Linked DNA regions of Mus musculus: region 1 is linked to region 2. The links are chromatin loops, found by intact Hi-C in ENCODE. Cell type or tissue: gastrocnemius. All regions are shown on one strand. Links, peaks and the distances in the headings refer to the core of each region. The heading gives the core; the rest is flanking DNA.

Region 1 (8,330 bases), core at 234-8,233, 66 kb before region 2:
GCTGAGGTTTGGAGTGCAGATCTTCGACTGCACGTAGACGTGTGGACTGGAAGATGGAGCTGGTTGTCCTGGGTGGGAGCAGGCTTCCCAGGAAACAGGCAGAACTGTGGGCTGATGAGTGGGGTGCAGATCCAAGATTGCAAGTAGAGGTGTGGACCAGAAGGAAGTTGGAGCTCTGGAAGGCGGGGGCAGACCTCACAGCTGCTAGGCTTGCTGGGGTCCCAGCAGGCAGGATATTGGGGCATGGATTTCTCACCTGGTGTTCCAGGTGGGAGCAGGCCTTCCAAGAGGTGGACAGAGTTGTGGGCTGGGGAGTAGGGTGCCAACCTGCAGTTGGTTCCTCTTTTTCCTTAGTATTAATTATCATTGAGTCTGTTAAGTCTCTGGGGAGGTAACTTGGGCCAGGCCCACATCCCATTATGCTTCCTGTAACTTAACCTCTCGGTATAGCCTATAGATCCTGGTACCTTGTAAATTAAGTTCCTCTCAAGGCTCTCCTTTGCCTCTATGCTTTCACTGATGTCCAGGCATCCTAACCCTGGTGGCCATTCTAAGGTTAATACCTCAGAACCAGGACAGCAGCCCAGCAGAGGTAGGGGACTCCTGAGCTGTTCTTCCTTGCCCTCAGGATAGGTCCATAAGAACTAGCTCTAACATAGGCCCAACAAGGAAATTTCGTGCAAATGAGTCCGAGGAATACCTGTGCTGATGCGCAGATACTAATGACTGCAGGTTAACAGTTGTGACCTGTACAGATACTGGAGCTATCCTGTGCAAATGAAAATAATGCATGGAGGGACATATCATTTCTTATGTGTGTGGCTGGGACCTCATCCCTGTGTTGGCTTGGTACTGGCCCCTCTATTTCCCACTCTAACCAGCCCTGATGTACCCTAGCCCTGTGGACTACCTGAGATAATGACTAGGGTCTAAAGGCACAAAGGTCAGGAAAGAGTGAGGTAGGGTTGCTCCATACTCCACGATTTGGAGCTAGAGTGGGCAAGGACCATCCTACCACTAAGATATCCAGTATCTAAGTGTTCAGGTAAAAAGAGATTGGGAACTAAGGAGAAAGAGAGAGGTTAGGATGTGAGAGTATGGAATAGAAGGTACCCAGACAGAAGAGGCAAAGACAAGAGATAGAAAGACACAGATGGGGAAGAGCCCCTCTGGGGAACTAGAGACTGACAATCTTGATGTGACAGTTCCCTCTCAGACCAGCAGAGGGTAATATCATCCTGCAAATAAGGACAGGATCAGGGAGGAAGTGGTGAGCATTGTCAGTGGAGTTTTCCTCAGCCCTCTGTCAGCTGCAGCCCTTTCCTCCTGGTCCTGTGTGTTTGGTGCAAGGGTGTGTATGGTCATCTATACGTTGTGAAACTTTTCCTGGGGGATACAAAGAAGTGGCTTTTATCTCAGGGTACTGATGACAAACCAAAGAAATTATTTCACCTAAATACAACTTTGGAAGTCAGTGTTTTGGGGAATAACTTGCAGAAAAATAAAGCCCCACTCCATTATGGCTGGAAACTTATGAAAACTGTTATCACCGGAGTTTCTTGAGCAATTTGCAGGAAGCTCCACTAAAGAGTCTTCCCACTAGCAATTACTTGTTGTTTCTATAAACTCAGTAATGAATTTGAGACTCTTCTTAGTTGCCTGAGCATCCTTGTGAATGTTCTTCTTCCCCCGAGTAGAAAGTATTTCTATTTGGAAGAAATAGCTATAGAAGAACAGGGAGTCCTGCCAAGGAAACAAAGAAGGTAGGCTGCCCGGAGACTTGGATCCCACCCACGATCCACCCTTAGCTCTTTGCAAGCTGTTGTGGGCATTCTCTGGCCCTGCTTGACAGGCATAATCTTTCAAGTGTGGAGTAGCTGTGGTCCTGACAGCCAAAAGCCTGACCCAACCAAGGACCTCTGGAACGTTACTGCCCACGATTTTCTTCACACAATGCTCCTGGCTCTCATTATGTTGCACAGGCAGTGAATACCCTCTATCACTTTGTAGCCTCCACACAGAATCTAGTGTCCCATCAAAATGGGAAAGGGGTCTGTCTGCCTTTGAGGAGCCTGTAATGGTCAGTAGAGAAGGATCGGTAGATCTGAAACACCTGTGGAGCCCCCTGCCTTCTTTTCCTGTCCTAATGGGGTGGGTAGTAAAGTGGCCTCAGGAGTCTACTGACTCAGGAAACAGTATGGGTTCTCCTTGAAAGCCAGAACTGATCATGGTTACCATTCAGCCAGGTAAGATTTGACCTGTAGATCAGGAGCATAGTAGTGTAGGACAAGGACCCCAAATCCCTCTGGAGTTGTGGTGAGATGAACCCCGTTTCTTGTGTTGGGGGTGGGACACTTTAACAGCCTCAGATATCTAGGCAAACATGAGAGTTCTTGGGTTCCGTAAGGTGTTGAGTGTGCTGTCTCTTAGAGGAAAGCTCAGCCGTCTTGATCTGTTGATAGCTGGCCACAGACTCGTCTGCTTCTTTTCCCTCATGGGCCCTTGTGAACTTCCCGCAACATTTCTTCCAGCTCAGTTACAACAACCAGTCCCCTCATCTAAATAAGCACATGTATGGCCAATACATCTCACCCGCTGTATCAGGAGAAGTTTTAATACTCGCCTGGTCTCTTCTTGGACCAGAGTACCACCTCTCAGCAGGGACAATGGTGAGTTCGTCTCCTTTGGCCCAATAGAGTACTTATTAGTGGAGTTTTGGGCCTCTGATCCCTGCTGGAGGCTATGGAGTTGTGAAGTTTCTGATTTTAGACTAGTTGCTAGCAGAGAACACAAGACTCTCAAATCAAATGAAGGTCCTCATTGTTCATGGTACAACAAACCCACTGTGGTGGTTTGAAATAAGAATCGTCCCCATCAGAACTATGAAAGGGTTGTAAAGATTATGAAGTGTGGACTTGTTGGAGGAAGTATGTCATTGGGGGTGAGTTTTGAGGTTTCAGACGTCCATACCACCAGGCCTAGGCACATGTGTTCTCGTTCTGTCTGTCTGTCTCTCTTTCTCTGTCTTTCTTTCTCTCTCTCTCTCTCTTCCTATGGATCAGGATATAGCTCTGAGCTACTATTTCAGTACCTGCCTACATGGGACTAAGCCTCTGAAAATATAAGCAAGTCTCTCCAGTTAAGTGGGGTTTTTTTGTTTTGTTTTGTTTTGTTTTTTATAAGAGTGCCTTGGTCATGGTGTCTCTACAGCAATACAATAATTAAGTGACTAATAAGTTGTCTGGATGATAAGAATATGAAAATTCAACCAGGCCGTGGTGGCGCAAGCCTTTAATCCCAGCACTTGGGAGGCAGAGGCAGTCGGATTTCTGAGTTTGAAGCCAGCGGATTTCTGAGTTCGAGGCCAGCCTGGTCTACAGAGTGAGTTCCAGGACAGCCAGGGCTACACAGAGAGACCCTGTCTCGAAACCCAAAAAAAAAAAAAAAAAAAAAAAAAGGAATATGAAAATTCTTCGGTCATGAAGATGGCTGAAGAGGACAGTTTTAGTTGAAAAACAAATTCAGATGAGGGGAGAAAGAGTTCTAGTCATAAGCAATGATTTGGGTGTCTAAGAAAGGCTTTTAGTCATCAATGGTGATGATATGATGTTTTCTGTTCATTGGTTATGACTCAAGTGAAGAATGGTTATTCATTAAAAATGATAACTCCCCCAATTAAAAGGAGACAATTGAGAGCTTTGATTAGAAAGAAAGAAAGGTTTCATCATGAAGGCAACCCATATGATATAGCAGGTTTTGTCTAAGTGTGAATTCTAAGTTTTAATTCAGGCAATAGAATTATCTAGTCATAAAGGATAACTCGGGTGATAAGACAAAAATGGTTTATGGTTATATATTCCCCCTAGGTGCATATATTTGAATGCTTAGTCACTAGAGAGGGAAACTGTTTAAAAGGATTATAAAAAATAGGAGGTGTGGTTTTGTACAGTAGGTGGGGCCTTGTTGGAGGAAACGTATGGGGGGCTTTGAGGTTTCAAGATCCATCCTTTTCTCTCAAGGCATCACTCACTTGTTGCTATTTTTCTGCTGCCAAGTTTACCAAGCTTGTCTTCCATGTGGCTAAATGTAAAGCTGTGTAGTGAGCTTTTATTATTGCTAATTTTATATATATATATATATATATATATATATATATATATATATATATATAAAACTTTAGCAATATTAAATTTAAAATAACTATGAATATATTAGTTCTAATGTTCTATTTTGTTCTTTCTTAGTAAGGTTTGACTTCCATTATCTCCCTGTTTTCTCCAACTCCTTAACTGTAATCACAATAGCTTTTCTAGACAATCCCAAGCTGTCCCCAGAGTGACGACTCAGCAGTCCCAGCGCTAGTGCACAAGAGCATCTATCTGCACGGGTTTCCCTCTAGACAAAGTATCATCCTGGTGGGTTAAATTTGCCTCTGTCAGTTTGGTGCAAATGAGCATAGGGCAAGCCTTGTGTCTTATGTATACACACACAGGCACACAAAAACAAGCGCACAAACACACCAGCAAATACTAAGCCTCAAAGACAAGTCATACAATCAAAAGACAAATGGAATAGACAGTTCTTGAAAGAAGAAATCTAAATGGCCAATAAAAACTTGAAAAGTGTTCAACACTTCAGTGTTTTGTGTGGGTACCTTACATTCCCAAAGCTTGTTAACATTCGCTCATTGTTTGTTTGTTTGTTTGTTTGTTTGTTGTTTTTCCTCCTAAACTCAACAATATTTTCTCATGATGGAAAGCACTAAATAGAATTATTAAGAAATAAAGTTTTGTATGCCAATATCCTGACCTTTCCCTGTCTGTTACTTACATCCCACTCAGGTGTCCAAAATTCACACCAGCTGGTCAGGGACATCACTAGCTCTTAAGGGACTTGTCTAATCCACACAGCTGGGCCATTAGGAGACCAGAAATGCCCATGGTTGAGCTTCCATCCTGAATTGTGAAAGAGCCTACCAAAGCCTGAGGAAGGTCCTCCATCTACCATATTTCTCAAACATTTAGGAACCGTTGCTAGGTCGAAAGGTGTTTGTTTCTGTCTTTTTCTTGGCTTCAGGGGAATCACAGTGCTCCTAGCTTCTCCAAGGCACAGCACAATTCATTCATTCCTCTTATTTTTCCCTTGTTTGTTTGTTTGTTTGTTTGTTTGTTTGTTTGTTTTGAGACAGGAGATTCTTATGTACCTGTGACTGCCTTGGAACTTAGTATGTAGCCCAGACTGGCCTTAAACTCAGTGTTTGCTTCTACTTCCTGAGTGCTGGGATTACAGGCCTGTGCCACCACACCTTGCTTCTTGCTCCCATTTCTGGTAGCCAGGTGTTCCCCAGTGACACCTTGCCTTCCTCACTCCGGTTTCCCTTCCTCTAACAGCTGCATAGCTGGGCACTGATGTCCCCACATTCTCTTCATTCATCACCAAGGACAGTTTGGCATGCAGATTACACTGATATTTCCTTTAGCCTTACGTGAGATGTGATTACAGAACCTGGTTTTCAGGGTGTTCCATAGCCCCGACGTTCACATCCCTAGGATCTGATACAAACCTCTTACAGTTCTCTGCTGACTCTGACTAGAAAACAGGCCTCTGAAGGAGTTCCCATTGGCCACCCAGAGGAGAGGGCAGAATCAGGACTGTACATCCCATGGTGAGTATAGCAGGTGCTACTATTGACTTTGAGCTTTTCCAGTCACCCCATGTATGGCATGTATCCCATACCTTGGCTGGGCTGTATTCTACTCTGCATGTTGGCAGCAGACCTAGCTTCTGCCCCAGAGTACTCTTCCCTCCCCTTCCTTCTGGCTGCTGCGCGTACTCTTTCCATCTGCAAAGACAAGTACTCATCTACTAGGGAGCCAGAGTGGCAGCTGGCTTTCTGTAGGACAGAAACCGCCTAAAATGGATTCGGCTGCTAGTGAGTCCTTCTAATGTATTTAATGTTAGTTTACATTGATTTGTTCATTTTTTAAAATGTGTTTAAACAATCAACCTCCTCTGGGATATTTTCCATTTTTATTCTGCTAATAGCTACCTATGAACTGCAGAATTCATATCCCTAGGCTTAGAGCAGTAGTTCTAACCTGGGGGGGTCACAACCCTTTTGGAGGTTAAAGGACCATTTCACAGGTGTCACATATTCAGATACCTCGCATATCAGATATTTGCATTGCTATTCATAACAGTAGCAAAATCATGGCTATGAAGTAGTAACAAAAATAATTTTGTGAGTAGGGGTCACCACCACATGAAGAACTGTATTAAAGGGCCGTAGCATCAGGAAGGTTGAGAACTCCTAGCCTAGAAGAAGCTTTGTCTGGGGCTGGAGAGCGTGCTGGCTAATGTCAGCGGTGTCTAGAGATGGATGCTCACTTTAAGACTATGAGTGGAAGTAGATCTCATGAGTGTGAACATCTCGTGTCTTCTGTGTCTGGGAGGGAATAACACTAACTCATTCAACTACACGTGCACTTACCTACACACAGCCTCGGGTGACAAAAGGAAAATGACCAGGTCAAACACAAGTTTTTTCATTAAAGTCTCCCGAAGCACAGGAAACTTCGGAAGGAACTGGAGCCCTGATGGCACCCATGTGCCAAATCAGGCCAGGAGGAGGTTTGAGAGAGGCTAAAAGAAGGTCAGTGATCTTTTTTTTTGTTGTTTGTTTGTTTTTTGTTGTTGGTGGGGTTTTTTGTTTGTTTGTTTGGTTGGTTGGTTGGTTGGTTTTCGGGATTCTCTGTATAGCCCTGGCTGTCCTGGAACTCATTCTGTAGAGCAGGCTGGCCTCAAACTCAGAAATCTGCCTGCCTCTGCCTCCCAAGTGCTGGGATTAAAGGCGTGCGCCACCACACCCAGTGAAGGACAGTAATATTAACAGAGTGAGTTAGTCCTTGTTGATTTAAAAAAAAAAAAAAAGAATCTTGCCTCTGGTTTTGGCATTCCCTCCCACAGAATTTCACCTCCTACTCCTTAAAATGGGACCATCCAGAAGAGAAATGAGGCGATTGCACCTGCCGCTTCTGAACACTGTGAGCTCACCAAAGTCCACATCAAGAGCAGTCCCTTTGGGGTGCATGGTCTTAACTCCTTCACATGGTGTTATCATGAAAGGAGATAGAAGGCTGCCTGATCCCCTTCAAGAGAGGCTGCTCCTCAGAATTAAAATGGCAAGCCATCACCAAACAGTTTTACACCAACTGGACTTGGGTCTTGAGGACAGGGTGTGAACTTTAGAAACTGAACATCAGCAAAGCACATGGCTCAACTCTGTTCTCTTTTAAAGCAGATCACCAATATGTGATGACAACTTTTACCTGAATGGGAATAAGAGTTCATTCTTGAGCCACACAGGAATAATCATAACCCAAGAACATGAATTCAGATTGCTTACCCCCAAATAAACCCATGTATCACCAGTTTCACCAAATTTTTATGCTTACAGAATTGTTATGTTTCTGGAAACATCAGGTTGGACAGGTTAGCAAAGGAAGTCTGCTAGAGGTCTCACATGTTATCTGATGACATTCTGAGCTTTAAGCAATGATGACATTGGTAGAAGCTAGTGAACTGTTAAAATACTACATTTCAAAAGATTTTATGAGCTGGGTGTGGTGGTGCACGCCTTTAATCCCAGCACTCAGATTAGCAGAGGCAGGCAGATTCCTGAGTTCGAGGCCAGCCTGGTCTACAAAGTGAGTTCCAGGACAGCCAGGGCTATTCAGAGAAACCCTGTGTCGAAATCCACACTCCCCCCAAAAAAGATTTTACTTGATAATCACAGGATATGATATCAGACACAGCAGTGAACAATGAGGGACTATAACAGAGACTAAAGAGTCTCTCTGGGAGAGCAGCTGAGTACAGTGATGAACCATGACCTGGATTCGTTTTCTTTTCTGATGGACTCAGCATAAATCAGTCTCTTGGGCCTCCTCATGTGTCTGTATCTAGGTTTGTAGTGAGGTGTTAGATGTGAGATAGTACTATCACCATACTCAGGTTGGCCCTGCATCTTGAGTCTGGAGTATTTCAGCCACATTCCCCCTCCTCAGAAGTATAAGGATAGCCTGTCAGGATGTTACACGCATGTGCCTTCATTGCTGAGCACCTCTAGCGTTTGTGCATGGTGCCTGCATATGTATGGGATCCTCCAGGCTCTGTGGCTGAGGCCTTGTCTGTACCTGCTCAGCTTGTTATCTCCATCCCAGTCAGATCTAAGCATCAACAGTGATGATCAGACAATGGCAGAACAATGGTTACCATTTATCCATCCTCCCCAGTCCCTGGCTGGCTGAGAGAACCCTGCCTCCAACACT
Region 2 (8,330 bases), core at 30-8,029:
GGCTGGTATCAGTGTTTTTAGGCACATGGCTGAAGGTTACCTCTGAAGAGATGGATAGGGCTAAATAGAGGAGAGAAAGGAGGCACAGGCCACGGGGCTATCCCTGTGTTGCAGAAGGTGTTGAGGTCACCTCAAGCACTAGCCAGGTGCCATGCAGTCAATGTCTGACCCAGTCTGGTACTTGGAGGCCCTGAAACTGCTGTGATGTACTCTGCCACTGAGGGACAGTGCATGGTTGGGCTCTGCCTTTGCTCATTGCCTGGTTCTCTGGTGTCTGATGACAGGAGCTCTGGGAGGCTGACCATATGAGGCCATGATTAGGGCTGTGACCACAGAGACTGGAGGGGCAGATTCCTGATGTCTACAGTAGTGTTGGCTAGCACAGCCTCTCTGCATGAAGGTCATTGGCCACTGGAGTAGTGTTCCCCTGGGATTCAAGTTCTTTGAGAGGTTCCCAAGAAGATTAGCAAGTGCTCTCTGGAGGGCACAGAGGGAATGGGCATGTGCAGATGTGCATATTGTTCACCTCTGCATCTGAAAAGCATAGGTCAAGACTCTCAGAATGTGGGGTGTTTTGCCTCAAGGTGCCACCTGGATTTGGGGAGTGGGGGTAGAGGTTTCATAGACAGCTAGGACTAAGGCTTATACTGGGTAACTTGTCTTGTCTGGATTTCTAAAATAGCTTCAAGTCACAGCCGCTTATTTTGGTGCTGAAGGAGCTAAAATCTTGGCTTTCTAGAAATACTAATAAAAGTGGGAAAGTGGCTTCACCCTGACCTGTCAGCAGATTGACCACTGTGGCAAGTGGTGCCACCTCTCTAGAACTCAGGTTACTTCCTACAGTTTTGCTTGTGGCTGAGTAATTTATATATGAAAAGGTTGTGCTTTATGTATGTGCATGTGTATGTGCATGTGCATGTGCATGTGCATATATATGCAACATGTATGCACATGTATGTGGAGGCCAGAGGTCAACCTTGGTCATTGTTCCTCAGAAGCTACCCACCTTGGTTTTTTGAGGCAGTCCAAGAGTTAACCTGGGATTACCACTTTTGACCAGAAGGCCTATTCAACCTGGAGCCCTGGTGAGGAGGGAGGGGTCTGAGGTGAGCTTGGGGGCAAGGCTATCCAGAAGCCAGTCAATGGCATGGCCAGGAACCATGGTTTCAACCATACACAGGGAATGGCCTGGCCTCATGAGCATTCTGTTCTAGCACTGTGGTCCAGCTTCATGTGCAAGAGCAGGCTGCACATGAAGCAACTTCCCAATTGCTATAGCTTGTCCAGAGCTAGATAATGCAGGTGACATGTCCAGACCCAGTTCTTCCCCAGCATTAGGGACAGGCCTACTTGCTCTGTATCTCTTGACACTTGCTCTGGAGTCTGGGGACAGGGATTGGTGGTTTCTGTGTCTTGGTAAGCAAGAAGTGATTAAGAGGATTGGCTGCTCTTCCAAAGGTCCTGAGTTCAATCCCCAGCAACCACATGATGGCTCACAACCATCTGTAATGGGATCTAATGCCCTCTTCTAGACACAGGTGTACAAGCAGATAGAGCACTCACATACATAAAATAAATAAATAAATAAATAAATAAATAAATAAATAAATCTTTAGAAAGAAAGAAAAGGGCTGGAGGTGGTGGCGCATGCCTTTAATCCCAGCACTTGGGAGGCAGAGGCAGGCGGATTTCTGAGTTCGAGGCCAGTCTGGTCTACAGAGTGAGTTCCAGGACAGCTGAAGGAAGGAAGGAAGGAAGGAAGGAAGGAAGGAAGGAAGGAAGGAAGGAAGGGAGGGAAAGAAAAGAAGAGAAGAGAAGAGAAGAGAAGAGAAGAGAAGAGAAGAGAAGAGAAGAGAAGAGAAGAGAAGAGAAGAGAAGAGAAAAAGAAGGAAGAAGAGGACAGAACTGTGTCTCCAGTCTCAAGCGTCAGTAGTGAGGTCGGGGGATACCCACTGGTCATCTGCACAGAGTTTGTTGAAGTCCTGGTCAGAGCTAGCATTGGGAACCACATGCCAGTTCCAGTGAAAACACATGCCAGTTCCAGTGAAAACATGACTCTTTTTTCCTCCTGTGGTCAGGAGGCAGCAATCTGGCCCTAGCCACGATGCTATGGCTTAGCCATGTGTCCAGGCCTTGAAGCCTGCTCCACATGTCTCTGAAGTTCAACTTAGCTTGTTTCCTGTGGCCTTGAGACCACATATTTCTCATGGTTCTATCAGGAGGCGTGAGGAGATAGATATAAGGGTCTAGAATGGGAAGCAGGAGCTTGGCAGAGGCGGTCCCCTGTGCTTCATCCTGGCCAGGCCCAGGGAGTCAGGGCCAACACACAGTAGGACCACCCACATGTGATTAACATACACAGTGGCCAGCCTTGTACTTAGGAAAGCTAAGCCCTATGGACATAGACCACTTCTCCCTACAGGTAAGAGGAATTCCCAGAATGTTGCCTGTGTCACCCCAGGAACCTGGAGAAGCGGATGCACAGCAGCTCATGGAGGCTGCTCTCCCTAACTGGTTGGTGGGGAAGCCCTACAGAGCTATGGCTCTGAGAATCACAGGAAAGAGTTGTTCATGAGGAAGCAAGCTCACCTTGTATATGCTATACTACTGAGAGTAAGGTTAGCATTACATAATAGTCTTGTCTGTCCATTGAGCTGTTGTGAGTGCTCTTGTGGGCTGCTTGTACTGTGGACAACACTGAATGGTCCATGCCCCCATGCCATTGAGTTCATCTATACAAAAGCTCTGCTCTGAGACACCAAAACAGAGCCTGCAACCAGTGACCAGAGTAAGGCCTAAGACCCTGACAAACAGGAAAACACCCAGTACAGTTGTGCCTGGAGGGTCACATGGGTGCGTTACTGATGTGTCCGCCTCCCCTTTATAGCCTCCTGGTAGACTTTTCTTCTTACAAGAGGGAGGGACCTGAACCCAAGAGATCCCTATTCTTCCCATTCAAGTACTTCTGAGAAATCAGTTCTATGTCTTGTGAGGTTTTGTGTCAACTTTACCCATGGGCTGAAGGATCCCTGAAGGGTACAGAGAGCAAGCCTGTGGGTCAGGTTTCCAGAATCTGCCCTGGTTCATGTGAAAAACTGAAATAGAACTAGTGTGAAAGAATGGGATAGGCCCTCGCACTACACAGAGTCGTCTGGTCCCCGTTGGGGCACTGTTGATGTCCTTGATCTATCAGGTAGTTGGTAGACATGCTGACAAGCAGAGCCAGGTGGGGCCCAGGTGGCCATAGATGCAGGAGAAACTTGGGCTCTGGGGTGGCTACAGGGGTCATTGGAACATGTGGCTCAAGTTAGGCTCCTCATACTTGAGGTGACATATGGAAAGGTTATTCACACACACACACACCCCACTCCCTTCCCAGCCCTTTGCTTGATTGGCTTTCTGTGGTTATCCTTGGGCTGTCAAAACACGTGTGCTCTCTGCCCACTGTGACCCAGCATGGGTCAGAGCAAGTGGCTCCACTTGGGCCACCCAGTGGTGATTGAGGTACGGGGGTGTGGGGGGAGGGTGATCATCCTTAGGCTGTACTGTTTTGTTAACTGAGGTTGGTGCCAGGGAACATTGAAGCCTGGCCTAGGACATGGACTGGCTTCTTTTAAGGAGGACCACATTGCCCTAGGCTGTGAGAGGTGAGAGTGATTATCCCATGTGCTGGCTACCTCACCAGGAACAGCTATGACCTGTCAGATGGGATATGCCCTTCCGCTACACAGAGTTGTCTAGTCCCAGTGGGGTACTGTTTGTGCGCTTGATCTCTCATGTAGTCGGTAGACATGGTTGGATGCTAGGACCATTCCGGGCAAAGCACAGCACCGGCTTGGGCAAGACTGGTTTGCTGGAGCCGCTACTTACAGATAAGCCTGTTAGTGATCAAAAACCCTCTCTGCCCCCTAACCTGCCTCACAGCAAGCTGCACCTACTGCTGGGCTGGTGTTTGCTGTAATCAGCTTTCACGTTGATGGGAGATTTGGCAGCGTCCGTCTGGCAGCTCTTCATGCCAGCATTGAACAAATTGGGTCTGTTCGATCCTGTTTGCCACGCACAGCTGGAATGGGCTGATGGCAATGAAGCCTGGCAGCCAGAAGGGAGGATTTCTTTTACTTCAGAATCTTCTCAGCTAGCCCTAGCGAGTTTTGAGCCCTGAAATCAGAGAAGCTAAAAAAGCATGTAATGTTTTAATACAGAAATTCAGAGGGAGATTATTTTAATATAGCACTAGGCATCCTGGTTGGTCGGTGTCTAGAGCTCTGTAAAGGATGTTCTGTGTGCTAGGAAGTGCTCTTTGTCACCAGAATCCTAGGTGCTGCTTGTCCTTGTGTGCGGGAGTATCAAGGCCATCCTGGCTTCTCTTATGCCTGTGATGCGGAGGCCCAGGGCTGATATATTTATTCAGTGAAGGGATACGTTTTATTTATATCTCTTGATTTAAAAGTCTGTCCTCAGCCCGGCTCTGAAGAAGAACCTGCTCAGAAATGGCATGAGACAGTACCTCTTTCTTCCTGCCCCCAAGGACCTGGCACACAGTCTCCACTACAGGAACCTCCTGTTCTCCCAGAGAGATTGAGAGTACAGCTGGGCTCACCCTGTTCAGTGGGGTCTCACAGGTTTCCTTACCCTTCCTCAGTTTGTGCTCTTGATCAGGGAGTCTTGGCTGCTCACCCAAAACTGTTGTCTTCGTATCCTGTTCAATGTCCTCTGCCCACTTAGCCCTCCTTTCCCATAGCTGACTGGGTGCCTTAGCTGGACTGGCGTTTGGTCTCTGAAGTTCCATCCAACCCTGGTCCTTGCCCTCCTGGGGATGCTCAGAATCCCCTACATATCTCACCCAGTTCAGGGTGTCCAGCCCACAGGTCTCCCAAATGAGTGAGGTGTCTCTGAACTTGGCCTGTTCTTATCATACCCTGTATAGATGTGCCTGCTGCTCTCTCTGGTCACCCACAACCCCCCTTGCTGGCAAGGTTAGCCCTCCGACTCCTATAGTGACGTATTAGGTGGAAAGTCTAGATGAGGCTGTTAGCTACCTTCCTCTCCCATCAACTTTAGGTGAGCCTCACCCATGCTGAGAGACCTGGAGCATATTATCCCAGGGTTTGGGAGAGCCAGCTTTAGTCTGAAGGTGACGTTGTTTCGAGAAAGATGGGTAGAGGAAAGAGAACTGCATTGTACTTTGATGGATTCCTTGGAAAGCTGGGTAAGGGTTCCACGTGCTTCAGAGGTGTGTTACAGGAAGGAGTGGGTTCCCAAAGGCCGCAAGGATCACTGGCGAGTGAGCAGTGGGAGGAGAAGTTGGTGAACCCGGGTGAACCCTAGTGGAGTGCAGAGTCTAAAATGACAGAGTGAGGCCCCAGGGAGAAAGTACCAGAACTAACAGAGCACCAACTCGCTGCAGTGGGCACCATCTAGCAGCCCAACCTGTGTAGACTGGAGTGGAAGTGGGGAAGTATTGGAATAAAAGCAAAGAGTACCCCAAGTCCGGTGAGAAAGGCCATGTCCGGGTGCCTCTGAAGAGAAAAGATAAAAGGTCAAAGAGGAAAGGTCTTAGGAGTAAGGTGAGTGCTCAGCTAGATACAGACCCTATGTGCCCGAGCTTCTCCTGCAGGGTTGCTTATGGCCTCTCCAATCCTGTCCCAAAATCTCTTTCTAAAGGAGATGACTACGGTACAACAGATTTGGCAGTTTACTGAGTCACGCTGTATTGAGTCCTGGAGACCGGACTCTAATCTTCATAAACTCCTGACACCCCCCCACCCCCCCCACTCACCCTCCCGCACTGGTTGCTATTCTGCTCCAAGGTTGCCTGCCTGCTCACTATCTCACCTATTCCTAGGCTGAAGGAGGAGCCAGACAAGGGTTCCTGAACGGTTCCGAGAGTGAGCCAGAGGATGGTCAGGGGACTGCCCTGGTGTGGATATCAGGAGAGGCAGCATTGGCGAAGGGGGGGTTGTCCAGACATCACAGTGAAAGGCCCCTGGGCAGGAGTAAACAGCACACATTCCAGGAGGAGGAGAAATGTATACAGAGAACTAACAGTGACCTGCACCTGCCTCCTAGGAGCTACAGTAAACAAAGACATGTATACCAACCCTTCTGTGGCTCTAGAAGGCTACTTACTGTCTGGGACAGGCATGACAGCTGGAAGGGTACAGGAAGCCCCTGGGGAGGGTCATCATTTGTCTTGCCCCCCCCCTCAGCCCCCTCCTCCCCTGTTGCTGGCCTTATGGGGATTCTGAGACCCACTCCATGGCTGAGGAGCAGGGATGTGGGATAACTTTATCTTTACTTCAGACTTGTAATGATTTGGGCTTTCTTGAAAACATAGCTGGTGTTAACTCTGGGAAAATTGCCTATTGGCACTTTATCCTTGGTCCCTCCGGCTGTGTTTTGATCAGTAGCCAGCTCTGCTGGAGTCGGTTGTGACTGGGCATGCTTGGGATGAGGAGCCGATGGCATCTGATGACCTTAGGAGGCATACCCTCTGTGGGAAGACCACTGAAGTGGTGGCCCTAAGGACCCCATCCCTACCAGGCATGGCAAGGCAGCAGTAGCTGGCCACTGGCTTTGCTTTGTATATCCGCATCCCGTCAGAGGAGGCATTAGCTCATCTGTGGGAGGGGAAGCTTCCCCGAAGTTTCTTTGGACTTGGACTTGGACTTGGGGTTCCTTGTGTTTGTGACACACAGAGTACAGGGCAGAGGTTAGCATGGAACAGAAAGAACATGTGTTCTTCTGTCTGTATGGAAGAGTCCTTGGGAAGCATTGAGGGAAGCACGGGTTACCATATCTGCCCATGCAGAGGACCAGAGCCTTAGTGGGTAAAGTAGCCAGCTCAGGGCTTTCACCTCTCCCTGGCCAGCCCTGGCAGTCAGAATGCAGTCCCTTGGACCCCATTCATTTCCCAGGAGCCCTGCTATGTCCAGGTTCCCTTCTGTGTCTGGCTGACCCTGGGCTTACTTCCCTTCAGCTCTCCTTGCAGCTGTGCAGCTTCCAGCTTCCTGGAGCTGGTACCATTTCTGAAACGATATTTATTATTTGTTAAGAGCTGCATTGCACGTTTGTCACTGGGACCCCACTACATTTCCTTACAGTGTGTTTGAAGGATATAGGCTTGGCTCTTTTTCTTTTCCCTTTAAGGACTTCATGCAGCTGCTGCCAGATAGGGTAGCTATGAGGCTGTCTTTGATCTTCACAGCCCAGCCAGGCAGCAGAGCCAGTAAGGGTATATTTCCACAGAGCTCTATGGAGAGCACTTAACAAAAAATGAACAGCATTTATTGCTTTTTCTGAGTTGTGAGCTCCCCAGGGGCCTGGCGCCAAGTTCTTAGCCTGCTTATCTCTGGTAAGAACGCCACATCACACAGTACCTTCTAAAGTAAAACAAAAACAGCAACTTAGGGTTGAGTCGCCTTCTCTCCCAGCTTTGGAATTAATCTGCCTTTGAAATAAGAAAAATAAAGCTTTAATGGGAATGGAAGGGAACAACGATGGCCAGTTTCCTGAATAGGAGTCCACCTTCATCCTAGCAAGAGGCAGAGAGACCTGAGTCTGGGAGACCTGAGTTTAGATTCCATTTTGTTAATTTGCAACCTCTGTGGCCCGTGAACTGTGAATAGAAACTGTGAATAGTCACCATCGGGGAAGGTTGGTCAGCTTTGATCATCATTTTTTGTGAAAGACAATCGTAGTGTCAGGCATGACTGGTAAAAGATCAAGGTGTAGACCAGTTGCAAAATGACTGGAGCACGGAGGACTAAACCAAAGAAACTTCAGTGTGCCAAGAGTGAAAACAAGAGAAGTAGTCAGCATGGCTTATGATTATTGTCTCTGAACAAACACATGTATGTATGTATGCATGCATGAGTATGTGTGTGAGTATGTACATGAATGTGAGCATGTGTGTGTGTTTCTACGTGTAATATATTTGTGTATGTGTGCACACACATGTACATGTGTGTACATGTGTAGGCATGTGTTTGCATACATTTTCATGTGTATTTGCGCATGCATGTCCACATGTGTGTGCATGCACACGTTTGTACATGTGTGCGTGTGTGCATGTTCACATGTGTCTGTGTGTATGTCCACGTGTGTGTGCATGTTTGTGCACATACACGTGTGTGTTTGCATGTACAGTGAGTACAGACCTGCTTATGTAGAGTCTTCACACTCACACACAGAGATTTAATGTGTGTGCTGCAAGCGGTTTATTTCAAGGTGGGTCTTCTGTGGCTGTCTTTGTTGGAGATGGATTCTTGGGAGGAGGTGGGGTCTTCTTTCTTTGCTGAGGTATGGGGCTGCTTTCCCACTTGTACAGG

What was found. A loop is a pair of places that touch in the nucleus more often than their neighbours do. Peaks named below come from ENCODE experiments on the same cell type or tissue, not always from the same donor. Only the 100,000 strongest peaks of a DNase experiment are listed, where the experiment ranks them.
Region 1: it touches region 2 in a loop (7-fold over the local background); 24 of 42 quality-filtered maps call a loop at or near these places.

The regions. Positions count from the first base shown.
Region 1 is chr13:73,900,797-73,909,126 of GRCm38, reverse strand. No RefSeq gene overlaps it. Among named protein-coding and RNA genes, the nearest start is that of Trip13, 33 kb to the left of the region's middle. In gastrocnemius, for the core only: a CTCF peak has its summit at 1,216 (motif pointing right); a DNase peak (open chromatin) is centred at 1,238.
Region 2 is chr13:73,834,876-73,843,205 of GRCm38, reverse strand. All of the region lies in intron 3 of Nkd2 (naked cuticle 2), which reads left to right. Among named protein-coding and RNA genes, the nearest start is that of Gm30303, 8.6 kb to the left of the region's middle. In gastrocnemius, for the core only: no CTCF peak of the experiment used is centred there; DNase peaks (open chromatin) are centred at 3,989, 6,436 and 7,309.